2 separate regions of the Homo sapiens genome follow, and region 1 is linked to region 2. Evidence: chromatin contacts called from ENCODE Hi-C or POLR2A ChIA-PET data. All regions are on one chromosome and are shown on one strand. Each heading gives the region's core, a stretch centred on a gene start or an enhancer-like site at or near the end of the contact. The rest is flanking DNA. Distances are from core to core; before and after follow the strand shown. Region 1 holds the start of SCAND3 (SCAN domain containing 3). Region 2 holds the start of GPX5 (glutathione peroxidase 5).

What was found. Hi-C counts contacts between places; a loop is a spot of excess contacts on that map. ChIA-PET counts read pairs that join two places held with the same protein, here RNA polymerase II (POLR2A). Pooled maps may share reads with other maps.
Region 1: a pooled map shows a loop between it and region 2 (2.1-fold over the local background). The contact joins the promoter of SCAND3 here to the promoter of GPX5 in region 2. A Hi-C loop is called at or near these places in 1 of 168 maps with a recorded cell type or tissue (K562) and 4 of 50 pooled maps. POLR2A ChIA-PET finds 5 or more read pairs at or near these places in 8 of 52 experiments (H1, HEK293, HEK293T and 4 more).

The regions. Positions count from the first base shown.
Region 1 is chr6:28,583,518-28,589,019 of GRCh38, reverse strand. SCAND3 (SCAN domain containing 3) reads left to right here and starts at 1,722. Exons shown (of 4, transcript NM_052923.2): 1 at 1,722-2,722. The coding sequence starts at 2,303. It overlaps ZBED9-AS1 (ZBED9 antisense RNA 1), which reads right to left and starts at 1,642. Exons shown (of 2, transcript NR_186619.1): 1 at 1,288-1,642. RefSeq lists an enhancer at 1,226-2,102.
Region 2 is chr6:28,521,593-28,527,736 of GRCh38, reverse strand. It overlaps GPX5 (glutathione peroxidase 5), which reads right to left and starts at 1,856. Exons shown (of 5, transcript NM_001509.3): 1 at 1,637-1,856. The coding sequence starts at 1,723.

The DNA.
Region 1 (5,502 bases), core at 473-2,972, 61 kb before region 2:
AGTAGGGAGAGGAAGCTGTCTTAACTAATTTTCACTATACTAGCATACTTTTGCAAATCTTACAAAATATGTTTCATACAGAGCAACCTCTTCCCAAGGCCTTGGAAAGCACAGCGCAAGGAAAGGATCTTAACACACTTTAGCGAGACTCACGATAAACATCCCTCTGGGGTGCAGATCTTTTAGCAATATCTATCAAAATAGTCTCTTCTACAGCCACTAAAAAGAATGGGATAGACATGTAACACATGTTGGCTTGGCAGTTTCTGGGGGAGGATTTAAGTTTAAAACAAACCAAAAAAGCCCAGTAACTTGGTGAATTGTAGTCTAGTATGATTTAAGTTTTGCAAATTATAATGAGTTATAATTGTGACTCAGTTATATTTGTACATAATAATATTGTACTCAATTTTGTATGTACATTTTAAAAATAGGTTGGAGGTACATACAACAAACTCGGCATCAATTTTTCTGAGGAATGGAACTGAGGATGAAGAAACTTCACTTCTTGCCACGTTGACTTTTTAAATATTTGACTTTTTTTATAAGTGTCTATCACTGTTGTAGTAATTAACAAATGCAAATCTACAAAACAAAACAAACAAAACAGTAAGGCTCGTCAGTAAAGGACTTAGAAGTCATGCTTACTCCATGTTAACTGCCTACTGTGCTCAGCATGGCAGAGATCACTGCCTTGCAGAATGAGAAAAAGGTAGTAGAATCCCTGATTGCAAAGGATAGTTAGGGGGGGAAACAAAAGATAAGTTCAGCACGTTAAAAGTGACTGGGAAAATGATCTTTTCAGGGTTGGATGACACAGGCACACAGACAAAAATTTTATACAGAATTTTACTCAAGACCATTCACGGACTCTAAGCGTAAGATTTCTTTTTTATTTAGAGATTTCTAAAAGAGATGTTCTGATTATTCAAAGACTCTCTACTCAGAAATGCCAAAATGTGAGAAATCAACATGAGGACCACAGCAGAAGGAAACAGAGAATGGAGAAGGGAACCAGGCAGCAATTCAACAAATATTCCTTGGGCATCTCTGCGCTACCAGAGGTATGGAGGAACCCAGTGACTGCTTGAAAAGAATGTTCTGGTTACTCCACTCCAGTGATTCGCTAGGCGCTGATCAGCCGTCCAGATTTTGTTAGATTTCTGGGACCAGTTTCCCACAGTTGTTTAGTCACGGCTCTGTGCTCCGTGACTAAACAACTGAGGCTCATTCTCGGTGGTCTTGGTTTTCTAATCCGTAAAATGGAAACAATGGACTAACTCTTACATTTCTTTTTAAGTCTGATTTAGGGTGAAAGGGAAAGGTGAAAGTGGCCCGAAATTAACGAGGAAAGGCGGGGGACGATCCTACAGATTCGCTGACGTGGTAGTCCTTAGGGATGCTCCTCTCCATTTTGTTTCAGGTCGCTGCGGTGAGCACCACGGGTCTGAGTGCCAGCGATGGTTTATCACGGTGACAGGAAAACACAGACCAGCAGCATCTACTCCAGCACTACTCACACTGTGGAACTCTTTTCACCGTGATGCCAGATAACTAGGTAATTCCGGAGTTAATTCTCCGTCGTTTCCAGAGTACTTGCCTCCCCAGAATTACTGGTACCGTAGGTGTTTGCACAACCAGTGAGAAGACGGCACCACCTGGAATCCTAGAGCGGACCGGAAGTGAGCGTGGCTCACCGGGCCCGGCCGGAACCTACGGGCACAGCTGCGGGTGTGTCTGCGGAACCTCCACCTGAGCTGTAGAGTGTTTCCCTCGACCCACTAGTCTGGGTTCCACAGGGTCTGAGCTCCTCAGAGGTGGGAGCTGCGGCCGAGGGAAGGGTGCATGTGCGCGGCGACAATCGGGCCTCTTCCCCAGGCAGCTTGTGAGCCCCTCTCCCTCTCCGCCCTCGCCCAGGCTGCTCCGATCTTCGTTTCCTTGCCTAGGCTCATACACCCAGGCTTTATTTAGGGCCAAAGTATCCGTCATAACCTCGGTTTTCTGTCTCGCAAGTATCTTGCCGCTCAATTTGTGACCCTGAAGCTTTAGTGAGTCGCTCTGTGCTCACTATTTCTGGTCTTTTCAGAGGATGGCTTCACTTTCAATGGAATTGCCCGAGTAACTGCCCTGTGTTGTCACGTAAACAAGTCCTTTTAAACTGAGTCTGTAGTTGTCCTGTGTTGAGTGTTTTCTTATATCAAAAACTTTCCTGACCAAGAACAAAAAAGGAGCTCAAGTAAAATCACCCATTTGCCTAGACCCCAACTGGAGAGAACCTTTGCCTGAGCTGTCTAAGCTCGGGATGGAAGCAGTCTCTAGGGTCTTCCCAGCCTTGGCTGGCCAGGCTCCAGAAGAACAAGGGGAGATTATCAAAGTAAAGGTTAAAGAAGAAGACCACACTTGGGATCAGGAATCAGCCCTACGTAGGAATTTGTCTTATACCAGGGAACTCTCTCGTCAGCGCTTCAGGCAGTTCTGCTATCAGGAGACACCTGGGCCCAGGGAGGCTCTGAGTCAACTGCGGGAACTTTGCCGTCAGTGGCTGAACCCAGAGATACATACCAAGGAGCAGATCCTGGAATTGTTGGTGCTGGAGCAGTTCCTGACCATCCTGCCTGAGGAGCTCCAGTCTTGGGTGCGGGAGCATAATCCTGAGAGTGGAGAAGAGGTGGTGACTTTGCTGGAAGATTTGGAGAGGGAGCTTGATGAACCTAGACAGCAGGTGAGAAATTGGAGGTGCCATCTTCTGTGGAGAATTTGGGTGCATGGATCCAGAATGGAGTAATGGGAGTAATTTCGCGCTGGTGGTTGGAAACCCTGGTTTGGGGCATTATTTCTTATTTGATCACTGGTGTAGATGAATAGATGCGTGCATATGAGATAACAGTTTTTGTGTATGATACAAATAATTAAATGATTTAACCAAATGGAAAAGCTTGATCTATTTTTTACCAGTAGAAAATATATTTTATGTAGTGACTATGAGATTAAAGAAATATACAATAGTAAATTTTTTTTAAAAAATTACTGTCTTTTGAAGCTATCTAGGCTCTGTTACTAATTAGCTGTGTAACCTTGGGCATATTACACCTTCTCTGGGACATTAATGTCTTCATCTGTACAATGAAAATACTAATTGCATGATTTCCTTGGTTCTTTTCAGTATCTAGAGTTGGTATGTAAAATGTTTTGAGCTCAAAATTATTTTTAGAAGAATTTTAAAAGCTTTTTGCCATTACAGTGGAGTTGTTTCTAAAGGAGTATATTTGCCTTCTTTGACAGTAATTTTAGAACATTGTGGATATTGCCAGACATTCTTATATTTTTTAGTGATACTATTCATACATTTATCTGAACTCTTTCAGAATGTGAACCCTTTATGTATACAGTCTGATCTGTTAAAAACGCATGTTTCTGGAATGCAAAATCTTTTAAAATGAGGTCAGTATGCCAGAAATGAGTCAGTATAATGCTGAAATTGTGTAAGCTCATGTATGAGTTTTCCCAGCAAGTTGATGTTTGGGGCCACCAGGTGGGAGTAGCTGAATTCAGAGTATCTGATGTAGCTGAGCACAGCAAGTCCTGAATACATACAGTACTGTACATAATTCCCATTTGCCCCCACATCCTTCCTCTGGCTGTCTTGGAAGCACTTATTTACATTGTTCCCTCCCATCTTTGTGTATTTTTTGCTAAAGTTTTTTGTATTCCAGAAAAGGAGCAAGCAGAGGGTTTTGCAAGTGCCATAGAAGTGTGCTTGTGATAAAATTTCTGCTAGTGAGTATAAAAGAAGAAAAGCTTTAACAATTGAAGACAAGTTTGAAACTATACAGTGTTTTGAAAGAAAAGAAACTGTGAGATTGGTCATGCAACTGGCATAAAGGAGTAAATGTATGTACAATTAGAGACAATGATGGGAAAAATAAAATTATCTAGCTGGAACAACTGCCAGTGTTATGAAATCTGTTGGAACAAGGAATAAGGAAATGGAGGAAATGGAGCATTTGTTAAGTGTGTGGATTGAATACCAAACAAGGAAGCAATCCAATGCAGTCTTTCTCAGAGTTAAAGAAAATACCTTCACAATGTATGGAGACATTAAGAAAAAAAGATGGAAGTCCCGCAGAAGTGCCTTCATTTAGTGGAAGTAGTGGCTGGTTTAGTATCTTCAAGAACTACTGTACTTTCCACAGTGTTAAACTGTCTGTGCAGACGAGGCTGTAAGTGCAGATGAAGAAGCTGCAAAGACATTTTCCCCTCATTAAGAAATTAGATTGATAAGGAAGGCCATCCCCTGGCTCAGATTTTTACTTTTTATGAAACCAGTCTCTATTGGAAGCAGATGCCCTCAAGGGGATATGTGGAGAATTTGGATGCATTGATCCAGAATGGAGTAAGCAGGACTGGAAGTACTCTAGAAACACACTGTGGGGTTTAAGGCTACAAAGGATCAACTGATGGTGATGCTGGGTGCAAATGCCAGTGGAATTTTAAAGCTAAAGCCTGTGATTATCATTCTGCCAATCTATAAGCTTTAAAATGAATTGTAAAGACTAGCCTTGGTGCCTACTACAGGTCTAGCAAGAGAGACTAGATGACAGGGCAGATATTTTCTGATCTTTCGGGTGATTTTTTTGTAGATTAAAAAAAAATAAAACATTGCAAGAGAAAAAAATTGTCTTTTAAAATTCTTATAATTCTCAGTGATACACCAAGCCACCCTCCAGTAGTCACTGAGCTTTCCTCAAATATCACAGTTCTCATTTTACCTCCCAATACAACTTCTTTACTGCAGCCCCTTAATCATGGTGTGATTGCAATCTTTAAAGCTTATTATTTAAAGCAAACATTCAAGATATTGGTTGCCTATACAGGGGGTGACAGTGCCCTAACATTTTTTGAATTCTGTAAATGATTCAACATTAAACTTATTATTGATATTATTGTAGAGGCCTGGAATGATTTCACAAAAGCCTGTTTGCACGGGGTGTGATATACAATTCTCCCTGATTTAATTTATGATTCCAAAGCCTTTGAGCCTTCAGAAGATCTCCCCAAAACCAACCCAAGCTGTATCGCTCTTGCAAAGGGGGTTGGATTTGAAGAAGTTGCTAGTGAGGATAATGCGGAGCTGCTGCAATCTGACACACAGGATCTTTCTACAGAAGAGCTGCAAGTTAGTTGCTGAGGCACAAATGGAAGGTGTGGAGGAAGAAGAACATGCAGTTCCACAAGCTACAAGCTGCCTCCCAAGAGCTTTTCACTTCTCAGTTATCTTCTGCTTCAAGTATGATAGAGAAGCAGTTGGAGTAGATAAAAGATAATGACTACAATGCAGAACGCAGCATGATTTCACTTCATGACATAAAGCCCTAATTGGACCCATATAAACAGCTTCTTTATGAAAGAAGGAAAGTGTTAAAACAGCAAACACTGGGTATCTTTTTATAAGCCAGTGTCAAATAAATAAAAACAAGATGATAAACGGGAACCCACATCATG
Region 2 (6,144 bases), core at 607-3,106:
CAGGAATATGAAAAGGAAGCTCTATGTCCAAACCATCCGGTGAGAAAAAGGTGGAAAGGAACTGGCTGGAGAAAAGAGAGAAGGGCATTATTTGATAAGGAATGTCCAGACAAACTAGGATTAAACTAGACTTCCTGGAAATGCAGTAGTCTAGTAAGGATTTTGGTTGAACATCATCTGCCCCCCATTCAGAGAAGGAGTAATGCAAAACAAAGCAAAACAAAACACAACTTTTTTCTAGTCCTGTTATCCCACTGATTTTATCACCAGCATACTAGGTTGTAGCTACTCACTTCTTACTCTTGAGGAAAAAGATATTTTTCTATGCAGGTTTTTACACCTTTCCCTAAATTTATACATATATACATGCACCAGCAAAATTGAGGGATCTATAAAGAGAATATTGTGTAAAAGTATCTGTTTCTATCTCCATGTTACCTAGTTTCAAGTTAAACATTTGCAAGAATTTGCCTTTTTTTTTTCTTTTGCTACTGCAATGACAATCACTCACAGTCATGTTGGGTACCAGTATGCAAAAGCTTAGAGAGACTCTCAATTTGAAGACTTCCTTTAGTCCAGTTTACTTCTGATATTGACTGCTGTTTCAAATTTATTGAAGTCCATATAACGTGTCTCAATTATCTCTAGACGCAGCTTTTATTAAGCAAATTCTGCAGCCCAGAGTCTCCACACTCAATTAAGCACCACAGGTAACATAAAAACCATATCAATTCTCAAAATAGAAGTTCACCCAGGATGTTATCTAGTTAATTTTAGAGGCGAGGGATGGGGAGATGTTATTAGAACTGCATTTTGTAGAATGTATTATATGCATAATAATTGTTATTCACCCACCCATAAGGTAGTTACTGTTACCCATAAATTTACAATGAGATAACAGAGGTTAATTTGTCCAAAGTCAAAAGTGGTAACCCATTATGTAAATGAAAGTTTGCCTTTACCTAACTTCATGATTATTTTCTGCCTCCAAGTTATCGCATTCATTATTATCCTTTCCTAAACTGCCCCTTCTGCTGCCAGACACATGTGTCTTATCAATAAGGTAACGAGCCATGAATTGGGCATAGAACTGAGGCCAGAATCCAAGATGCCTGACTCCAAATCCAGTTGTTTTAGGGCTCTGATTTTTTTTTTCATGTTTTATGTTTCTCTGATAACTCTCTGATTTTATCCATCCTTAAAACTTCCACATTCGTTTTTTCCTCCTCTTCAAGGGGTTGTTGCTGAGCTGTGTCTGAGACAAGTCCACTCAGCTTCTCCTCCAAACCCCAGTCCCCACCTACTCTAAAGCCCATCGCTGTCCCAGCCTCAGACCCAGCTCTGAAGCAGAGACTGATGTGGCCAGAGAGGTCTCCAGGGGACCTCCACCTGAAGAAGGTATGGAGACCCTTTCTTCCCTAGTCATATGGAGACCCTTTCTTCCCTAGTCATATTCAACGCAAGGAATACCCATCCATAGGAATGAAGAAGATTCAAGGAGAAAAAAAAGCAAGGTTTAGGGGAACTGGCAAAGAAGAAGAAAGCAGGAGTTGGAGTCTTACAAGAAGGAGTGGAGGGCAGGGTCTAGAAGTAGGACAGAAGAGTAACTACCATGCCCTCTCTGAAGCTCACTCACCTTCATCTTCTCCTGCTTGGGACTTGTTTGCACAAAGCAGGCTAGGAGAAGGGGAAGCAGATGGACGACCCTTAACTGTGTAGTCATGACTAGTGTTTGTAGATTGCTAGTCTGGGGGCCTGAGGTCTTTGCCCACCTCTGCAGTCTTTTGGTATCTTGGCAGGGACTTAGCCCAAGCCCCCACAGGCCAGTCACAGGGCTGCAAGGATTCCCGACGCATGAGGTCGGGGTGAGGATCACAGAACTCAAACCACATCCTGTCCCACACACACCCCCGTGAGCACTCAGCGCTTACCACTGCAATGAGGACCTGGGACTCATAAGTTCTGGGAAAATTATAAATGGGTGATAGCAAGCCCTCTGAGGTCCTTAAACACGGCTGTCTGTTTTTCCTCAATGTATGGAAGTGTCTAGATGCTGATGCAACCTCCCAGTAAAGTCACTGCAAAAGGGTTGGTCTAGACATTTCAAATGTTATTTCTAATATTATTTGAGCTTAAAAATAAATCAAAGAATGGGCCGGCCATCTAGGATCTCTCAAAAAGAGTTAGGAGGAAACTGGCTCGAGGAGGGGAAATAGTCACAATGTATGCGAAGGACAGCAAATTAATACAAATCCTTAGAAATGATTTCAAGTGCTTATATATCAGTAAGAAAAAACTACCAGACCAACAGAAAAAAATGGGCATGAGGCAGAAAATCAAATGGCATCTGTGGTAGGATACAGTGTTCTCTCTCACCAATAATCAAAGAAGTATAAATACGAAAAGACACATTCCACACTTATCAGATTGGCAAAAGTTAAAAGGAATGGTGATTCCCAGCCTGGGCTCCGTCTGGTATAGGAGTCTCTTACACGATGGGTGGGGGAATGGCGAATACTAATGTTGCCAACTTTCTGGACAATAATCTGACATTCTGAATGCAGTGCTTTAAAAAAGTAAATAACTTTTAAAAAATAATATATTTACAAAAATTGCAAGCATTCCTCTTTTTTTTCTATTTTTTTTAACTTTTATTTTAAGTTCAGGGGTACATGTGCAGGTGTGTTATATAGGTAAACTTGTGTCATAGGGGTTTGTTCTACAAATTATTTCATCACCCAGGTATTAAGCCTAGTGCCCAGTAGTTATTTTTCCTGATCCCCTCCCTCCTTCCACCCTCCACCCTCTAATAGGCCCCAGTGTGTGTTGTTCCCCTCTATGTGTCCAGGTGCTCTCATCATTTATCCTCCACTTATAAGTGAGAACATGTGGTATTTGGTTTTCTGTTCCTTCATTAGTTTGCTAAGGATAATGCCCTCTAGCTCCATCCATGTCCCTGCAAAGGACATGATCTTGTTTTTTTTTATGACTGCATAGTATTCCATGGTGCATATGTACCATATTTTATCTAGTCTATTATTGGTGGGCATTTAGGTTGATTCCATGTCTTTGCTATTGTGAATAGATAGTGGCAAGTACTACTCTTAATAGCCTGGAAGCCCAGAGCCCAAGAAGAATCATGGAAATGAGACACAAGTCCCTCTAAAAATAAAGTTGCTTTGCCTTTCAACTGGTATACAAGCCCCATTCATTCAGCAACAGTTTCCAATGACCTCTCAGTAGTCTTGGCTAAAATTTTAGACTATATGAATTGATGAATGCAGGCCTGGAGCCCCGGGAATTTCTGGGTTTCTCACATAAATAACATAGTTAATCACTGCTGACTTCACAGGAGATGGACCAAGACATTCTTCCCTTTTGTCTACCATACAGTTTTAATTTTTGGACCCCTAGCACTAATATTTAATTAATCATGCTCCTAAGTTCACAATCATTTGTCCTTGCAAGTCCCCTCTCTTGTTTTATTTATTATTTATATCCTTTGCTTCCCAAACTCCACTTTCCTTCCCCTCACTATCATAAGTGTATTTAATATGTTTAATATGCATATTATTTGTATTCTTGAACAATTTATATATTCCTCATTAGATTATTAGCTCTTTAAAATTAAAAAAAATTAGTTACTCATTTTTTCCCCCTATTTGGACCTGAGTTTCAAAGGGTTGAATTATACTCTTAAATTTATGGCATTTGTCGTCATTAGGCTGTGCAGGGATTCTCTCACATTAATTAAAAAAATTTTTTTGTCCCCAATCCACTGGCATTTTCCTACCTTTTAGAGAGAAGGAGTGGCAAAGGAACAGATATTACAGACTGGAAAGTGTTGGTGCGTTGGCTGTTTCTAATGCTTTGAAACTACAAGAAAGGAGTGAATTCAGGAACTTAATGGGCTCTAATGAGATAAAGAAATGCTGAAAAATCTGTGGATTAGTGAAAAGGCTCAGGGTTGTTTCCCTCACTGCTCTTCCCACACATCTCCCCTCCTCCCATAAGATTGGCACTGCCAGCCCAGCTTTGCTGAACTTTCATGTTTAGGAAATGATAAATTCTTCCTCTCCAGTTCTAAGTTTGTTTCCAACCAGCCCCCTCCACCAGCCCTGCCTCTTCCAGGTTCACACAAAATCCTGCCTCCACCTCCTTGTAACTGAAGTCTAAGTGAGGTTTAATTCTTGAAGTCTCACTGGGTTTAATTTTCCACCAGTCTCGGGGAGTCTGGGCATTCAAGAGCTCTCTTGGAAAACAGAAGCTTTTGGTTATCTCAGATTTCTGATCTCTTCTTAGAGCCCTTTAATCTAAGAGCCCTCTAATCTAAGGGGAGGAGCCCATGCAATGCCTCACCCTGCCACAAAACACCCCAAGCCCTTCAGGTTTCCTGCTTTGTGGTACCTCCTGGCCCCAGATGCTGACTCGCCTGCCCGTCTCCCCTCTATCACAGTTCAAAGAACTGTGGAGATCAAAATATCAAACCTCATTCCTTCCCAAGTTATGTGACTTTGGGCAAGCTGCTCTCTGTGCCTCTGGCCCTCATCTGTAAAACTGCTAGAATAATATGAACTTCATAGGGCTAATTTTAGGGGAAAAAAAGAGATTAGTTTAAACTTACCACTGGACCCAGCCCAAGAAAAACACCCAGAGTTAATTCAACAGATGAACAAACAGGTGCTCAAATAGAAAATCTGATTTACCCAAAGCCTGTGTTTAGAGATGGCTGCTCCTCCCTTGCTATTATAAATTCCTTACTTTCCTCACCACTTTATCTTTGCTTGTCACACAATAACTAACTTCTAGAGCAGAAGAGAAACTTTCATCATAAACTATGCCTCAATGGTCAGATCAAATGGCCTTCTCAAGCCCCTTGTTCCATTGTTTCAGTTTCCCTGGAGGCAAGATCTCTGTTCAGGGAGCTCATGCTCAGCAGGAGGCCACATGGAGGGACTTCTTGTCATCATCCCCTGATTGTCTCACATAGTAGCTGCCTCCCAGCCAGAGCCACATATCAAATCCCTGTTGCCTCTTTTCTGGAATGCTGAAATCATCTCCTACTTGTCTTCTCTCTTCCAGACTCTTCCTTTCTACAGTTTTTCCTTTACCCTATTGCCACTGGAAACTCTAAACACCTATCTGATATCTTTCCCCCTAAAAAGAGCCAGCGATGCTAACCAGTTTATTATAGCATCAAATCCAGAATCTCCAGCAAGGTATTCGAAGCTCTCCTGATGTGCTCTTAACCTCCTTCTAGTTTTCACTCCCAGTAGCTCCCTATGTGCATCTCTCAGACAGCTACAGTCTTTCCATTCTTCAAAACACACCTCCTTGGATTTAGATTTTTGACCTTGGAGGTCAATGGTGCTGAGAACATTGAGATCCCACCTCCCCTGGTCCAAATTATATACATTACGCAAATTATACATACATATAAGTAATTTGACAGGAGAAGGAATTCCCACTGAAAGACAGGAAATACAATTTTATCAAATTTTACCTATCAAGATTTTTTTTTTTTTTGAGACACAGTTTTGCTTTTGTTACCCAAGCTGAAGTGCAATGGCTTGATCTCGGCTCACTGCAACCTCTGCCTCCCGGGTTCAAGAGATTCTCCTGCCTCAGCCTCCTGAGTAGCTGGAATTACAGGTGTCCACCACCATGCCTGGCTAATTTTTTGTATTTTTAGTAGAGACAGGGTTTCACTATGTTGGCCAGGCTGGTCTCAAACTCCTGACTTCAGGTGATCCACTTGCCTCGGCCTCCCAGAGTGCTGGGATTATAGGTGTGAGCCACCACGCCCGGCCTACCTATCAAGATTTTAGGTGAAAATGTTTGTAGCCTGAGCCATAGATTAAGGCTGAAAAGCCAATCCAGGCCTAAATTAAGCTATAAGGTCTGTCACTTCCTGACTTTAAAAATCCTATAATTACAAGCAGTTCATGATCTTAAACGTGGTGGGACACCTGGGTGGGAAAAATCAATGTCTCAATTGCTGCCTAGTTTTCTCAACCAGACTCCAATTTTTCCTTGAGGTCGTATTCTTATGAGAATAAGTTTTCTGCCCAAGGTCACGTAGTTAGTGAGTGGCAGTTTACAAATTGAAATGAGGGCTTTCAGACTCCCTGTCCTAGTTTCTGG